Regions from separate parts of the Homo sapiens genome. Here region 1 is linked to region 2. A link is a loop called in an ENCODE intact Hi-C map of the cell type or tissue named here. Cell type or tissue: PC-3. All regions are shown on one strand.

Evidence for each region. Hi-C counts contacts between places; a loop is a spot of excess contacts. Peaks named below come from ENCODE experiments on the same cell type or tissue, not always from the same donor. Only the 100,000 strongest peaks of a DNase experiment are listed, where the experiment ranks them.
Region 1: a loop joins it to region 2, with 4 times the contacts of the local background. A loop is called at or near these places in 9 of 110 quality-filtered maps.

The regions. Positions count from the first base shown.
Region 1 is chr16:48,627,556-48,635,555 of GRCh38, forward strand. The region is part of intron 1 of LOC105371240 (a long non-coding RNA gene); the gene reads left to right. Among named protein-coding and RNA genes, the nearest start is that of N4BP1, 21 kb to the left of the region's middle. RefSeq lists enhancers at 1,721-2,222, 2,223-2,722. In PC-3, a CTCF peak has its summit at 3,034 (motif pointing left); a DNase peak (open chromatin) is centred at 3,006; H3K4me3 peaks cover 494 bases.
Region 2 is chr16:48,454,065-48,462,064 of GRCh38, forward strand. No RefSeq gene overlaps it. Among named protein-coding and RNA genes, the nearest start is that of SIAH1, 73 kb to the left of the region's middle. RefSeq lists an enhancer at 1,708-2,207. In PC-3, no CTCF peak of the experiment used is centred here; a DNase peak (open chromatin) is centred at 4,477; H3K27ac peaks cover 1,766 bases.

The DNA.
Region 1 (8,000 bases), 170 kb after region 2:
TCTGTCCCCCGTCTTCCTAGTGGACTCCCTTAGGGATAACCACTACTGTTTGTTTTTTGTGGAACTTTCCACCTTTTTTTTTGTATGTGCGTTGGGGTTTCAATCTGTTGCCCAAGGTGGCGTGCAGTGGAACGATCAAGGGTCACTTCAGCCTCAAACTCCTGGGCTCAAGTGATTCTCCTGCCTCAGACTCCTTAGTTGCTGGGACTATCTTTCTACATTTTATTTTATTTATTTTTATTTTTATTTTTGAGATGGAGTCTCAATCTGTCACCCAGGCTGGAGTGAAGTAGTGTGATCTCTGCTCACTGCAACCTCCACCTCCTGGGTTCACACAATTCTCCTGCCTCAGCCTCCTAGTAGCTGGGATTACAGGTGCATGCCACCATGCCCAGCTAATTTTTATATTTTTAGTAGAGATGGGGTTTCGCCATGTTGGCCAAGCTGGTCTCGAACTCCTGACCTCAGGTGATGATCTGCCTGCCTCAGCTTCCCAAAGTGCTGGGATTACAGGTGTGAACCACCATGCCCAGCCGTAGCTTGTTATTTTCATAGGACGAAATCTATCTATATAAGAACATTGAGAGCCCCCACATTCTATTGCTTTTATCTGCTCAAGCAGCTTATTTTACAATTTCTTTCACTAGTTCCCTAATGATGGGCATTTATTTTATTAATTTTTAGAGATGAGGTCTCCCGATGTTGCCCAGGCTGGAGTGCAGTGGCTATTCACAGGTGCAATCATAGTGCACTATAGCCTTGAACTCCTGGGCTCAAGGGATCCTGCTACCCCAGCGTCCAGAGTAGCTGAGACTGTACCTGGTTTCCTGAAGGGCAGTTTGTTTCCAGTCTCTTGAAGACACATTGTTAACTATGACCCAGATGAGCAGGCTCAAATTACCCAGGGTTTAAACTGCAACTACAGAGTAAAGAGTGTCTAGACTCACCCTTGAAAACAGCCAGGCCCCACATTTGAGACCAGCCACCTTATCTCAGTAAATGCGAGGCTGTTTCTCCTCCGGCCTTGGAATGGATCACTGTTGAGGCACCATGTGAAGTCGCAGGTGTGCATTTAGAGGCCTGATGGTACAAATCATGTCTTTACACACTGCAGTCATTCGCGTTGTGGTCAGCTCCTGCTGCAAGAGTCTTTTGGAACAAAGGGCCTAGTGGATTCACAGCCTCCATCTCATGTCCTCTGTGGTCTCGTTGCATCCATAATGAGTGGACTCACTCAAGGTGTTAAACTTGTTTGGGGAGTGTAGGAGCAGATGAACATACAGATGAGCTTTGACAGTTCCTGTGGGGTGCTGGTGGCTGCCTTATGCTGAGCTGCGTGGTGGTGATTGCTCCCCATGGGTGCTCCGATGGGCCTTCTGCGATCACTTTCCCCACTCTCCCTCATCAGACTGTGAGCTCCCTAAAGCCCAAAGTGGAGATCATGGGTCCCTGCAGTTCTCACAGCCTTGGACATAAGCCCTCGGTGCAGACAATGACTGAGCACTCACCATGTGTCCTGCTTATTTAATTTATCACTTAATTGATCATGCTGTCATCTTTTTCTGCATAATAACTCCCCGAAGTAGGTGCCATTATTATTCCCTATTTTGAGATGAAGAAAATAAGGCACAGAGAGGCTGAGCAACTCGTCAGGGTCACACAGCTCCTGACTGGACAGACTGTGAGTCCGATAGATTTGGCTCCAGGCGCTGCCCTCCTTTCCACTCTCTGCTGCCTCCGTGATCTTTTCTCTTTGTCTTGAGAAGTCAGGGAGGGAAAGCTGGGCCACGTTTACTTTAATTCAACATAAAACAATAACATTTGATTTAGCAGAGTGTATTGTGTTTGAGTTCCGGCTCTGCTAATAATTAGCTGTTACAACCTTGGGACAGTTACTTAATGTTTTCATTTATCATCCATAAAACGGCAACAATGACACTGATTTCACAGGGCTGTTGTGCGGCTGGGTGAACCGGCATGCATAAGGAACTCGGCTCACTGCAGCCTTGACTTCCAAGAGGTCGCCAATTCCATTTGCCACAAATGGGCCAGGTCCTCAGAGTATGGGGCCCGGAACCGCAGCACAGACCTCACTCAAGAGCTTGTTAGAAATGCACAGTGCTGGCTGGGCGCGGTGGCTCACACCTGTAATGGGAGGCCGAGGCGGGCGGATCTCCTGAGCTCAGAAGTTCGGAATGACCCTGGGCAACATGGTGAAACCCCGTCTCTACTGACATACAAAAAATTAGCTGGGCGTGGTGATACGCGCCTGCAGTCCCACCTACTTGGGAGGCTGAGGCACGAGAATCGCTTGAGCCCCCGGAGGTGGAGGTTGCGGTAAGCTGAGATTGCACCACTGCACTCCAGCTTGGGCTACAGAGTGAAGAATTCGTCTCAAAGAACAAAAACAAAAACAAACAAACAAAAAAGAAATGCACAGTGCCAGGCCCCATCCCACAGCCCCAAGCCTGACCTTTTTTTTCTCTCTAACATAAAAGCTTGCAAGGACACTCGCCATGTGCCCTGCTTATTCAATTAATCACTTAACTGATCATGCTGTCATCTTTTTCTGCATAATAACTCCCTGAAGTAGGTGCCATTATTATTCCCTATTTTGAGATGAAGGAAATAAGGCACAGAGAGGCTGAGAATCGGAATCTGCATTTTCATAAGGTGCCCAGGTGAGGCGTAAGCGTGCTACAGCCCTAGAAGCCCTTCTCTACAGCAGTGGATTCAATCACCTTCCACTAGGACCCCCCGCCCAGTTATACCCGTGGTGTGGGGTTGGGGCTGGGCAGCCCAATTTTACCAGCTGCTTCAGCCTATTCTGAGGTGTGGGGATCCAGCTACAAGAAAGAGCAGAGATAAAAGACGGAAGCAGTTTCATCATTTTTGATGTGACAAGGAAGTCACGTTTTTGTCTGGAGTTCTCGGACTCTGTCATCTTTTTCTGGGTTCTCCTTCCGTCCTGACTCAACTTGGCATTTTGAGAAATGAAGCTTTAGCGACTCAGGAAGGGTGGCCAGAGACAACAGTGCCACCTTGTGGCAGCAGCCTGGCATTACAGTCCTGGAAGGCGGCTGTTTAAATGGAAAGAACTGTGATAACAGGGTAGTCATAGAGAAATCTCAGCGAGCCTTTATTATATGCCAGACGCCATGCCAAGTCTTCTTCATGGATTTGTTTATTTAAAACTCACAAGAGTAAGAAGTAGATACTATTATTATCCCAGTGTTACAGGCCTGGAGGAATGGAGCTTGAGAGAGAGGGAGCTATGCTCATGATCTCTGGGTAGTGAGGGCTGGAGCTGGGGCCAGCTTGGGCAGTCGGGCTTTAAAGTCCACGATTCCAACCCTTTTTTTCTTTTTTTTTGAGAAGGGGTCTCACTCTGTCACCCAGGCTGGAGTGCAGTGGTGCAATCTCGGCTCACTGCAACCTCTGCTTCCCAAGTTCAAGCGATTCTCTTGCCTCAGCCTACCGAGTAACTGGGATTACAGGCACTTGCCACCATTCCCCGCTAATTTTTGTATTTTTAGTAGAGATGGGGGATTCACCATGTTGGCCAGGCAAGTCTCGAACTCCTGACCTCAAGTGATCAACCTGCCTTGGCCTCCCAAAGTGTTGAGATTACAGGTGTGAGCCACCGCGCCTGGCCTGATTCTAACCTTTGGATATATTTCCTTTTTAAAAAAAGAAGGATCCCTTTCTGGTGGGGACCTCCAGATTTTAGACTCTTTAGACCTGTGCTATTTTATTGACTGGAGCCAAGCAGTGAAGCCCTGGGTGGGGAGCTGGGGACCTGGGCTCTGGTGTTAGCTCCCCTCTCTCCTACCCAGGGAGTCCCGGGCAGTCATTCAGGTTCTTTTTCTTAGTTTGTAGGTGGAGGATAATAATATTTCACCTGGGCCGGGCGCGGTGGCTCACGCCTGTAATCCCAGCACTTTGGGAGGCCGAGGCGGGCGGATCACGAGGTCAGGAGATCGAGACCATCCCGGCTAAAACGGTGAAACCCCGTCTCTACTAAAAATACAAAAAATTAGCCGGGCGTAGTGGCGGGCGCCTGTAGTCCCAGCTACTTGGGAGGCTGAGGCAGGAGAATGGCGTGAACCCGGGAGGCGGAGCTTGCAGTGAGCCGAGATCCCGCCACTGCACTCCAGCCTGGGCGACAGAGCGAGACTCCGTCTCAAAAAAAAAAAAAAATAAATAAATAAATAATATTTCACCTGTTCACCTTATAGCATCTTTGCAAGAATCTATGGAAAACAGACAATTGGAATTGAAATTGTATAGCAGTGGGAAAGGCAAGGTAGTGTCTGATATTCTTAGCAAATAGAAGGGTAAAAAGATGCGATTTTCCCTGATACCTCAAACCAACTGCACTTGAATTAACATAGAAACAGAAAACCAAATACCCCATGTTCTTACTTATAAGTGGGAGCAAAATATTGGGTATTGGGACACAAAGATGGAAACAATAGACACTGGGGACTCCTAGAGGGTAGAGGAAGAGAGCTGCAGGGGTTGGAAAACTACTTATTGGGTCCTATGCTTGTGACAGAATCAATCGTACCTTAAACTTCGGCATCATGCAATATACCCATGTAACAAACCTGCATGTATATCCTCTGCATCTAAAACAAAAGTTGAAATTAAAAAAGAAAAGAAGAGACGTGGCTGGGCAAGGTGGGTCACACCCATAATCCCAGTACTTTGGGTGGGCACCTGTAATCTCAGCTACTCAGGAGGCTGAGGCAGGAGAATCGCTGGAACCTGGGAGGTGGAGGTTGTAGTGATCTGAGATCACGCCACTGCATTCCAGCCTGAGGAACAAGAGTGAAACTCCATCTCAAAAAAAAAAAAAAAAAAGAAGAGACGTGGTTGTGCTAGGTTAATAATAAACCCTAAACTCTCAGCAGTTCAAAAGAACAGAGTGTCTTTCTCACCCCATGCTGTGTGTCCACTGCAGGTCCACCAGGGGCTCTGCTTGTCTTAGTCACTCAGGGGCCTTGTGTGACAGAGACTCCATCTCAACAAGTGCTTCTGTGACCCAGCAGGCAGTAAAAAGAGGATGGAGACCACAGACTGACCTGTCTGCTTCTGCCTAAAAGTGACACATGTCATTTTCACTCATACTTCATGGGCCAAAGCAGATCACATGGCCGTGCACGAGCTCAAGTGGGTGGAGAGGTGCAGCCCCACCATGTGCCCAGAAAGAGAGCTGAGCATTTGAGACCTTTCTTTCTTCTTTTCTGCTTTCCCTCTTCCCTTCTTCCTGCTTTCCTTCCCTTCTTATTTACTAAGTGCCTACTATTTAGATGATGTATCCTCACTGGGATTATCATTTGTTATTTAAAAAATTTAAATAATAAATTTAATTTGTTTTGTTATTTATTATTTACTTTTTTTTTTTTTCTGAGATGGGGTCTTGCTCTGTCACCCAAGCCAGAGTGCAGTGGCACGATCTCAGCTCACTGCAACCTCCGCCTCCCAGGTCCAAGCGATTCTCCAGCCTCAGCCTCCTGAGTAGCTGGGGTTACAGGCATGCGCCACCGTGCCAAGCTAATTTTTGTATTTTCAGTAGAGATGGGGTTTTGCCATGCTGGCCAAGCTGGTCTCAAACTCCTGAGCTCAGGTGATCCACCCACCTTGGCCTCCCAAAGTCCTGGGATTACCGATGTGAACCACTGTGCCTGGCCTGTTTTTATTTTCTAAAGATGGGGTCTTGCTCTGTTGCCCAACCTAGAGTGTAGTGGCTATTCACAGATATTATCATAGCTCACTGCATAGCTCACTGCAGAACCTGGGTTTACTGATGCACACCACTGCACCCAGCCTCACTGGGATTATAAAATAAGACAAAACTCCGTCCTCAAGGCTCACATGATCTCATGGCCGAGTCAGAAAAGCCGACCAAGATCAGCACAAGTTGATATGTGAACACAGATATGAGGCAGCTCACCCAGCCTGGTGTGAAGCTAAGGAAGGCTTCCTGGAGGACGTCCCCAAGGAAGGTAGGAACAAGCCTGATGAGAGGCAGGGGAACCTGAATAGCACAGCTCATGCCTGTAATCTTAGCTACCAAGAAGGCAGAGGCGGGAGGATATCTGGAATCCAGGTGTTCAAGACCAGCCCAGGCAACATAGCAAGACTCTTAAAAAAAAAAGACGCAGGGAGATCATTTTCAGCAGAAAGAGCAGAAGATGAAAATGTCTGCAGGAGAGCTCTGTGGCCAGCAGTAAGATGTTCTGCAGGCCTGAGGAATGTTGTGGGGGATGGTGTGAGGATGAGCAGGCACAGCAGGAAGTGGGTCCAGACCACTTAAGGCTTCAGGACCACTGGAGACTGGATTTCCTGAGAAGGCCATGGGGGCCATAGAGAGGCTGGTTAAATTTATTTTATTTTTTCCAATTTAGCCTTGACTTGAAACTCATAAATTTGTTTTCTCTGAGACAGGGTCTCACTATGTTGCCCAGGCTGAACTCAAACTCCTGGGCTTGAGCCATCCTCCTGCCTCAGTCTCCCGGGGTACTACAGGTGTAAGCCACCATGCCCGCCTGCCATAGAAAGGTTTTAAGCAGGACATTAACACTGTGAGGTCCTCTCTCTGTAGGGTGGGTTGGAGGGGAAAGGATTGAGAACAGAGAGACAGCACTTTGAGAGGCTGAGGCAGGTGGATCGCTTGAGGTCAGAAGTTCAAGAACAGCCTGGCCAACATGGTGAGATCCCGTCTCTACTAAAAATACAAAAATTAGCTGGGCGTGGTGGTGTGTGCCTGTAATCCCAGCTATTCAGGAGGCTGAGGCAGGAGAATTACTTGAACCTGGGAGGCGGAGGTTGCAGTGAGCCGAGATGGCACCACTGCATTCCAGCCTGTGCAACAAGAGTGAAACTCCATCTCAAAAAAAAAAAAAAAAAAAAGAAAGGAAAGATAGGATGCTGATGTCATAGCTAGAGGGAGATGACAGAGCCTCAAATGCAGGCAATGTTTGGGGACATAGAGAGGATAAAATTGATCAGAGAGGTGATATGCAGAGGCAGCCTATAGGACTTGGTTTTTATGGAAAGTGGGAGTAACGCTGAACCTTAAGAATGTCTGGGTTTCAAATGGCATGGAATGGCTGAGGTGTATTATTCATTCAGGATACTTATTAATGTCTATCATGGGTTCTTTCTGGGTGCTTGGAATACATCAGTGTTAAAAGAGACCAAAAAAAAAAAAAAGAAGACAATTCCCTGCCCTCGTGATCGTGAGGTTGATATTCCAGTGGGGGAGCAGGCAATAAATACCAAATCTAAATATGTACATTTTACAATATTAAAAAGTAGACCACATTGGGGGAAAGGCAGGGAAAGGATGGTCGGGAGAGTTGGGAAGGGAGGGGTGTCGATATTTTAAGTAGGGCAGTTAGAAAAGATCTCATTGAGGTTGGGCTGAGTGGCTCACACCTGTAATTCCAGCACTTTGGGTGGTCAAGACAGGAGGATTGCTTGAGCCTAGGAGTTCAAAACCAGCCTGGGCAACATAGTGAGATATCGTCTCTACAAATAAAAAAATTAGCCAGGTGTGGTGGTGCACACCTGTGGTCCCAGATATTCAGGAGGCTGAGGAGGAAGGATCATTTGAGCCCAGGAGTTTGAGGCTGCAGTGAGCTATGATTGTGCCACTGCACTCCATCCTGGGCAACAGAGTTCAGAAAAAGAATAAAAAGAAGAAATCTCATTGAGAGGTGATATTTGACAAGAGTCTTGAAGGAGGCAGGAGTAATGGAGAGGGTGCGTTCTCTGTTCCAGAGGCTAGACTGAGGGAGGAGGCAGGCGGCGTGCACACCAGTTCCCAGGAGAGATGTTTCCCTTAGGTGGCCTTCCATGACATCCACCACACACTTACGCTTCCATCTCATTTTCCAGGACTCACATACACGACCATCTCTGTCTCCAGGGAAGACTAGGCCATGCAGGGAGGGGAGATGGATGCCAAGCCAGGCGTCTGCCACCTCAGA
Region 2 (8,000 bases):
GCTGCAGTGAGCTGAGATCACGTCACTTCACTCTAGCTTGGGCAACAGAGTGAGACCCTGTCTCAAAAAATAGATATCTATATCTCTATACATAGATGTATGTAATAAAGGCTGAAAACACAGCTTTCCTCTTGGGCCAGTGGAGGAGAAGTGAACTGCCGTGTACTGCATGGGCTTGGGGGCCCTGAGGAAGACCCTCTCTTGCTCCCAGGTATTTATCACTACACTGCACAGTGGATGGAAAGTGAAATTAGGACCACTCTTCACGCTGCCACTCGCCGTGGCCTTCACCTCCTTCCCTTCCCTCAAACCTGTGAGGAGTGCGGAACTGCTCCATCACGTCCATTTTCACACATGAGGAATCCCAGGTTTGGAAAGGTTATTTGTGATTCATCCCAAGCCAGGGACCAAAACTGGTCAGGGCAGAGCTCAATCCCAAAGGCAGGTTTTCCGTTTCCACCATAACCCAAAGCATTCAAGCCATTCTCCAGCCATGCTCCTTTCATAAAGGAGTCACACGCACGTAAGCGTGTTCATTTGGAAATTCTTTGATGGAGCTATTTATGTGCCCATTCATCACCAATATTTATTTTTTTAATTAATTACTATTTTTTTTTTTTTTTGAGACAGAGTCTTGCTGCGATGCCCAGGCTGGAGTGCTGTGGTGCGATCTCGGCTCACTGCAACCTCCGCCTCCCTGATTCGTGATCCTCTTACCTCAGCCTCCTGAGTAGCTGGGATTACAGGCACCCGCCACCATGTCTGGCTAATTTTTGTATTTTTCAGTAGAGACGGGGTTTCACCATATTGGCCAGGCTGGTCTGGAACTCCTGACTTCAAGTGATCCGCCCGCCTTGGCCTCCCAAAGTGCTGGGATTATAAGCATGAGCCACCAGGTACAGCCCATCACCAGTATTTATTAAGCACTTTCTTTTTTATTTTTATATTTTGACCTTTACAAAATGATGTGGGGTGTGTGTGTGTGTGTGTGTGTGTGTGTGTGTGTGTGTTTTAAGAGACAGGATCTTGCTTTGTTGCCCAAGTGGAAGTGCAGTGGTGTGGTCACAGCTCACTGCAGTCTTGACTTCCTGGTCTCAAGCGATCCTCCCATTATAGTTCTCAGTCTCCCAAAGTAGCTGGGACCACAGATGCACACCACCATGTACAGCTAATTTTATTTTGTAAATTTTTTATAGAGACAGGGTCTCACTATGTTGCCCAGGCTGTTGCTGAACTCCTGGGCTCAAGCAATCCTCCGCCTCAGCCTCCCAAAGTGCTGGGAATACAGGCGTGAGCCACTGTGCCCAGTTTATTAAGCACGTTCTGTGAGCCCAGCTCTTGGCTGGGGACTGTGGGGACCTCCAAGGTGAAAACGGTCTAGTTCCTGCTTGAGAAGGAGAAGGAGGTGTGGATTAAGGAGAAAAGGAAGACAGGTCCTGAAGACAGACCTGCAGGGAAAACGATGGGCTGGAGGAGGGGATGGCCAGCACATCCCAGGGGCACTGTCTGTGGGCTGGGGCTCCAGGGGGCTTCCTGGAGGAGGACTGGGGGAAAAAGGGGCTCTGTTTGGAAGCTGTGATGACCCTTGAGAGTCTTGATGGACGCAACAGCCAAGAGCCCCCAGCTCCCAGTTGGCAGAGGTGCAGGCTGGGGCTGAGGCTGTGCTCAGAGTCCCCTGGTGCCCAGAAGGTGTGTGGAGACAGAGCCTGGAGGAAGCTGCAGTGCACACATCCCCTGCTTGGTGGAGAGGAGAACCCATCCTGGGCGTCCCTGGCTCAGCTCTGAAGACCAGAGCACAGTTGGTGCCCCGTTCAGGGCCCCAGCCAAGCCCCCCGGGGAGGGATAGCCCTTCAGAAGCCCTTTCCTTCCCTGCAGGCACATGTGGGTGCTTTTCCCAAAAGCCGGGGTAGAACCACCTCTCTCTTTGGAGAAAGTTCTTCCATGGTAACTGCTAACACAGCAGGGCTCAGGGATCAGCGGACCCTCGACAAAAGTGAAGTAAGGTCACAGAGTACAGCAGGGTTAAGCCCCCTGTGGACCAGGCTGGCCCTGCCACTTACCAGCTTTGGGGATTTTGGGCAAATCACTTAATGCTCTGAATTTCAGTTTCTCCTCTGTAAAGTACAGTTGTGTCTGCCTTATAGGGTGGTTGTGAGTTTTTCTTTTTTAAATCTTTCTTTTTTAAATTTTTTTCAGACGGGGTCTTGCTCCATCACTCAGGCTGGAGGGCAGTGGTGCCGTTATGGCTCACTGTACCCTCAAATTCCTGGGCTCAAGCAATCCTCCTCTCTTAGCCTCCCAAAGGGCTGAGATTACAGGTGTGCACCACCACACCTGGCTAATTTTTAAAAATCTTTTGTAGATATAGGGTCTTGCTATATTGCCCAGGTTGCCCTCAAACTCCTAGCCTCAAGTGATCTTCCTGCCTCAGCCTCCAAAAGGTTTGGGATTACAGGTGTGAACCACTACACACAGCCAGCCACTTGGCCTAATATTTCAACTTCAAATAACTTTTTTTTTTTTCAGTGGAGTCTCCCTCTGTTGCCCAGGCTAGAGTGCAGTGGTTCAATCTGGGCACACTGTAACCTCTGTCTCCCGGGTTCAAGTGATTCTTCTGCCTCAGCCTCCTGTGTAGCTGGGACCACAGGCGCCTGCCACCATGCTCAGCTAATTTTTGTATTTTTAGTAGAGGCAGGGTTTCACCATGTTGGTCAGGCTGGTCTCGAACTTCTGACCTCAGGTGATTGCCTGCATCGCCCTCCCAAAGTGCTGGGATTACAGGTGTGAGCCATTGTGCCTGGCCCCAGATAACTTATTCAAATGAAAGGATAAATCATCAAATGAGAATGATGTATGTGCTTGAATAGTCACTGGAACATTTTTATAAAAGCAAAAAGCTAGAAACAACCTAAATGTCCTTTAAAAGGGGATTGTTAAGTAAAATACTGTAAAGTTATAAAATAGATTATTACATAGCTGTTAAAGGAGATACGGTGGATTTAAACATGCTGATGATAAGGGGAAAAGTCCATGAAAAAATTCAAAAAACAAGTCGGGGTATGTGATCTTATTTTTGAGTAACAGAGTCTTCTGGCTGAGCCCTAACTTGGATTTTGATTTTGACTCTATACAACTGGTTTTCTGGAATTTGTAGGAGTTGAAATGTTTGACAGACTATTTTGTAAATATGCACGAGGTTTCTGCTGAAAACTCTAGCACAGTGTTGAGAAGATGGTGGAGATTTGTAAGCAGGGCTAGGACCCCAGCCTGTGTAAGAAAGGGACAAAGGTAAGATTTTTTTTGGTTATTTGTGCATCTATAAGTGTATTTTTAGATTTACCAAAGACTGGTGTGTATAAGCTACATTCATTAAAAAAAAGCTTATTTAGGCCGGGTGCAGTGGCTCACACCTGTAATCTCAGCACTTTGGAAGGCCAAGGTGAGAGGATTGCTTGAGTCCAGGGGTTCAAAAGCAGCCTGGGCAACTTAGTGAGACCCCATCTGTACAAAAAAAACAAAAACAAAAACAAGCAACAAAAAACCCCACGCTTATTTATTGAACATAAACATAGAGAAGGCATAACTTGATGAGTTTTCTCAAAGCGAGCACCCTCATGTGATGCCCAGTCAGATGCACAAATTTGTGGGAGCCCAGAAGCTGGTCTCTTGCACCCTCAGCCACTTTTCTTCTCAGGGGACCACTCTTCTGACTTCCGACACCAGAAATGAGTTTGATTTTGTTTGAACTTTACATCAGTGGAACCATAAAGCATGGCCTCTTTTATGTTTAGCTTCTTTCACTCAACATTATGAAATGCAGCTGGGTGTACTAGCTGTCCCTCATATTCCTTTCTGCATAGTATTTTATTGTACGAATATACACACATTGTTGATCTATTTTTCTGTTTATGACTATTTGGATTGTTTTCATCTTTGTCTATGAAAAACGATGTCACTGTAGATATTCTCACACATGCCTTTTCGTGTGTAAATGTGCCAGTTTTATTAGGTATATACCTAGCTGGTTAAAGGGTTTATTTACATTTAGCCTTTTGTTTTTTTTCTTTTTTGAGACAGAATCTCACTCTGTCGCCCAGGCTGGAGTGCAGTGGCACAATCCTGGCTCATTGCAACCTCTGCCTCCTGGGTTCAAGCGATTCTCCTGCCTCAGCCTGCAGAGTAGCTGGGACTACAGGCACCCGCCACCACGCCCAGCTAATTTTTGTATTTTTAGTAGGACGGGGTTTCACCATGTTAGCCAGGCTGGTCTCAAACTCCTGACCTCAAGTGATCCACCCATCTTGGCCTCCCAAAGTGCTAGGATTACAGGCGTGAGCCACTGTGCCTGGCCACTTACATTTGGCTTTGATAGTGCCAAACCATTTTCCAAAGTTGTACCAGATTACATTTCTACCAATGGTGTTTGGGAGTTTCAGTTCCACCACATATTTGCCAGCAAGTGACGTGTCATGTCAATTTTGAGTATACTGGTGGGTGGATATCTCACTGTGGTTTTAACTTGTGATTCACTGATGACTAATGAGGATTAACACTTTTTAAACAAGTTTCTTGGCCATTTGTCTGGAACATCCTTTGTGTTCTAGACATTTGCTTTTTTTCTGTTGAGTTGTTAATCTTTTTCTTATGAATTTGCAGTTCTTTATGCATTTTGGATATTAGATCTTTGTCAGTTATATGTATTGCAAAAATATTTTTAAAAATATTTATTTATCTATTTGTAGAGAAAGGGTCTTGCTATGCTGTCCAGGCTGGTCTTAAACTCCTGGGCTCAAGCGATCCCTCTGCCTTGGCCTCTGAAAGTGTTGGGATGATAGGCATGAGCCACCATACCCAGATGCAAGAAATCTTTTCCCATTCCAATAGCTTTCCTTTTTACTCTCTTAATAGTTTGTTTGATAAACAGATACTCTTTAATATAGTCCAATTTATCTACTTTTCTTTTATGATTTGTGCTTCTTCGTGTCCTGCTTAATACATTTTGCCTAAAATAAGGACATAAATATATTTTTCTACGCCAGTTTCTAAAAGCTTTATTGTTTCACCTTTCACATTCAGCGCCTATCTGGATTTGATTTTTGTGTATGGTATGAGATAAGAGTCAAGATTCACTCTTTTTCCTCCTATATGGTTATTCAGCTGACCCAGCACCACTAATAGAAAAGACCCACCTCTTCCCCGCTGTGCTAACGTGTTATTTTTTGTCTTGTCTGTATATGTGTGTGCTGTTTCTGGACACTCTGTTATTTCACATTGGCCTGTTTGCCTGTCTTTGCATTAATACTGGGCTATTTTAGTTATTGCCCAGTAGTACCCCCTTGTCTACAGTTCCTCTTTCCATGGTTTATGTTACTCAAGGTACAGAACAATGATATATTTTGAGAAGGAGAGACCACATTCGCATAACTTTCATTCCTATATATTGTTATAATTGTTCTATTTTATTATTAGTTTTTGTTGTTAATCTCTTAATGGGACCAATTTGTAAGTCAATTTTATTATAGGTATATAACAGAAAAAAAAAACCATAGTATATATAGGTTTTGCTATTATCTGTGATTTCAGGCATCCACCAGGGGTCTTGAAACATAACCCTCACAGATAAGAAGAAACTACTATGGTCCAAATCCTTCAACTTTGTTTTTATTTTTCAAGACTTTCCTAACTATTCTTGGCCCTTTGTATTTTCACATAAATTCCAGAATTGGTTTGTCCATTTCAACCTCCCTCATTCCCTTTCCCCTATACCCCTGCCACCACAAAAATCCGCTGGGATTTTAATTGTGATTGCTTTGAATCTATAGATCAAGTTAGGGAGAAGTGATATCTTAACAATACTATTTCTTTTCTTTCTTTTTTCTGAAACAGAGTCTCATTCTGTTGCCCAGGCTGGAGTGCAGTGGTACAACCCTGTCTCACTGCAACCTCTACCTGCTGGGTTCAAGCGATTCTCCTACCTCAGCCTCCTGAGTAGTCGGGATTGCAGGTGCCCGCCACTACGCCCGACTAATTTTTGTATTTTTGGTAGAGATGGGGTTTCACCATGTTGGCCAGACTAGTATTAAACTCCTGGCCTCAGGTGATCTACCCGCTTCAGCTTCCCAAACTGCTGGGATTACAGGTGTGAGCCACTGCCCCTAGCCAATACTGAGTATTTCGATCCTGAACATATCCTGAAATTATATCCTTTCATTTTTTACGATCTTTTATAATCCTCCATAAAGTTGTATAATTTTTTGTGTAGAGGCTCTGTACAGTTTTGTTTCGTTCATCCCTGTATATTTATGTCCTTGATGCTACTGTATATGATATTTAATTTTTTTCAATTTCTAATTAGATAGAAATACAATGAATTTTTAAAAATTTTGACTTTGTATCTACTGACTTGTTAAATTCATTTATTAATGGTAGCAGGTTTTTTTTTGGAGACAGCGTCTCACTCTGTCACCGAGGCTGGAGTGCAGTGGTGTGATCTCTGCTCACTGCAACCTCTGCCTCCTGGGTTCAAGCCATTCTCGTGTCTCAGCCTCCCGAGTAGCTGGGATTATAGGCACACACCACCATGCCTGGATAATTTTTGTATTTTTAGTAGAGACGGGGTTTCACCATGTTGGCCAGGCTGGTCTTGAACTCCTGACCTCAAATGATTCGCCCACCTCAGCCTCCTAAAGTGCTGGGATTACAGGCATGGGCCACTGTACCCAGTCATGGTAGCAGTTTATCTGTAGATTTGTTTAGACTTTCCAGGTCTATAATAATGTCATTTGTGTATTATAGCAATTTTAATTTCTCCCTTACTGATTCTTTTTTAAAATTTTTATTTTCATTTATTTATTTATTTATTATTTTATTTATTTAAAATATTTTTGAGGCAGAGTCTCACTTTGTCACCCAGGCTGGAGTGTAGTGGCGCCATCTTGGCTCACTGCAGCCTTGACCTCCCAGGTTCAAGAGATCCTCCTGCCTCAGCTCCCCAAGTAGCTGAGACTACAGAGGCATGCTATCACACCTGGCTAACTTACTGATTCTCAGACATTTTATTTATCCTCTCCCTCCCCCTGTACATCTTCTCTTCCTCCTCCTCCTTTCTTTTTCTTCCTCTTTTTCTTGTTTGTAATTGTTTCACTGGCTAAGACCTCTACTACCATGTTAAAAAGAAGTGGTGACAATGGTCATCATTGTTCTAAACTCAGTGGAATGCTTTCAATATTTCACCATTAAGTATGATGTTTGCTGTAGAATTTTAAAATTTGAAGTGAAATTCACCTAGCATAACATTTAGGGCACTTGGTTATTCACAACACTGTGCAGTCACTACCTCTGTCTGGTCCAAAACATTTCTGTCATTCCAAAATAAACTCTGTTCCTATTCAGCAATTACTCCCCATTCCCCCAAACCTCCCACCTCTGGCCACCACCAATCTGCATTCTGTTTCTATGGATTTACGTGTTCTGGATATTTCATATAAGTAAACTCATACATCTCTGGTCTTTTGTGTCTGACTTCTCTTACTTAGCATACTGTTTTCAAGATTCACTCATGTCGTAGCACAAATCAGTACTTCATTCCTTTTTATGGCAGAATAATATTCCACCGTGTGTATGTACCACATTTGTTTATCCATTCAGATGTTGCTGGACATTGGATTGGTTTTGTCTTTTGGCACTGCAAATAGTGTCGCTATGAACACTCATGTACAGCAGTTTCTCCCTCCCGTCATCTATGGTTTTGTTTTCCATTGTTTCAATCACCCACCGTCCAAAAATATTAAATTAAAAATTCCAGAAATAAACAATTCATAAGTTTTGTTTTTTTGAGAGACAGAGTCTTACTTTGTCATCCAGGCTGGAGTGCAGTGGCATGATAGCTGACTGCAACCTCTGCCTCCCAGGTTCAAGTGATTCTTGTGCCTCAGCCTCCAGAGTAGCTGGGATTACAGGCGTCTGCCACCATGCCCAGCTAATTTTTTTTAAATATATTT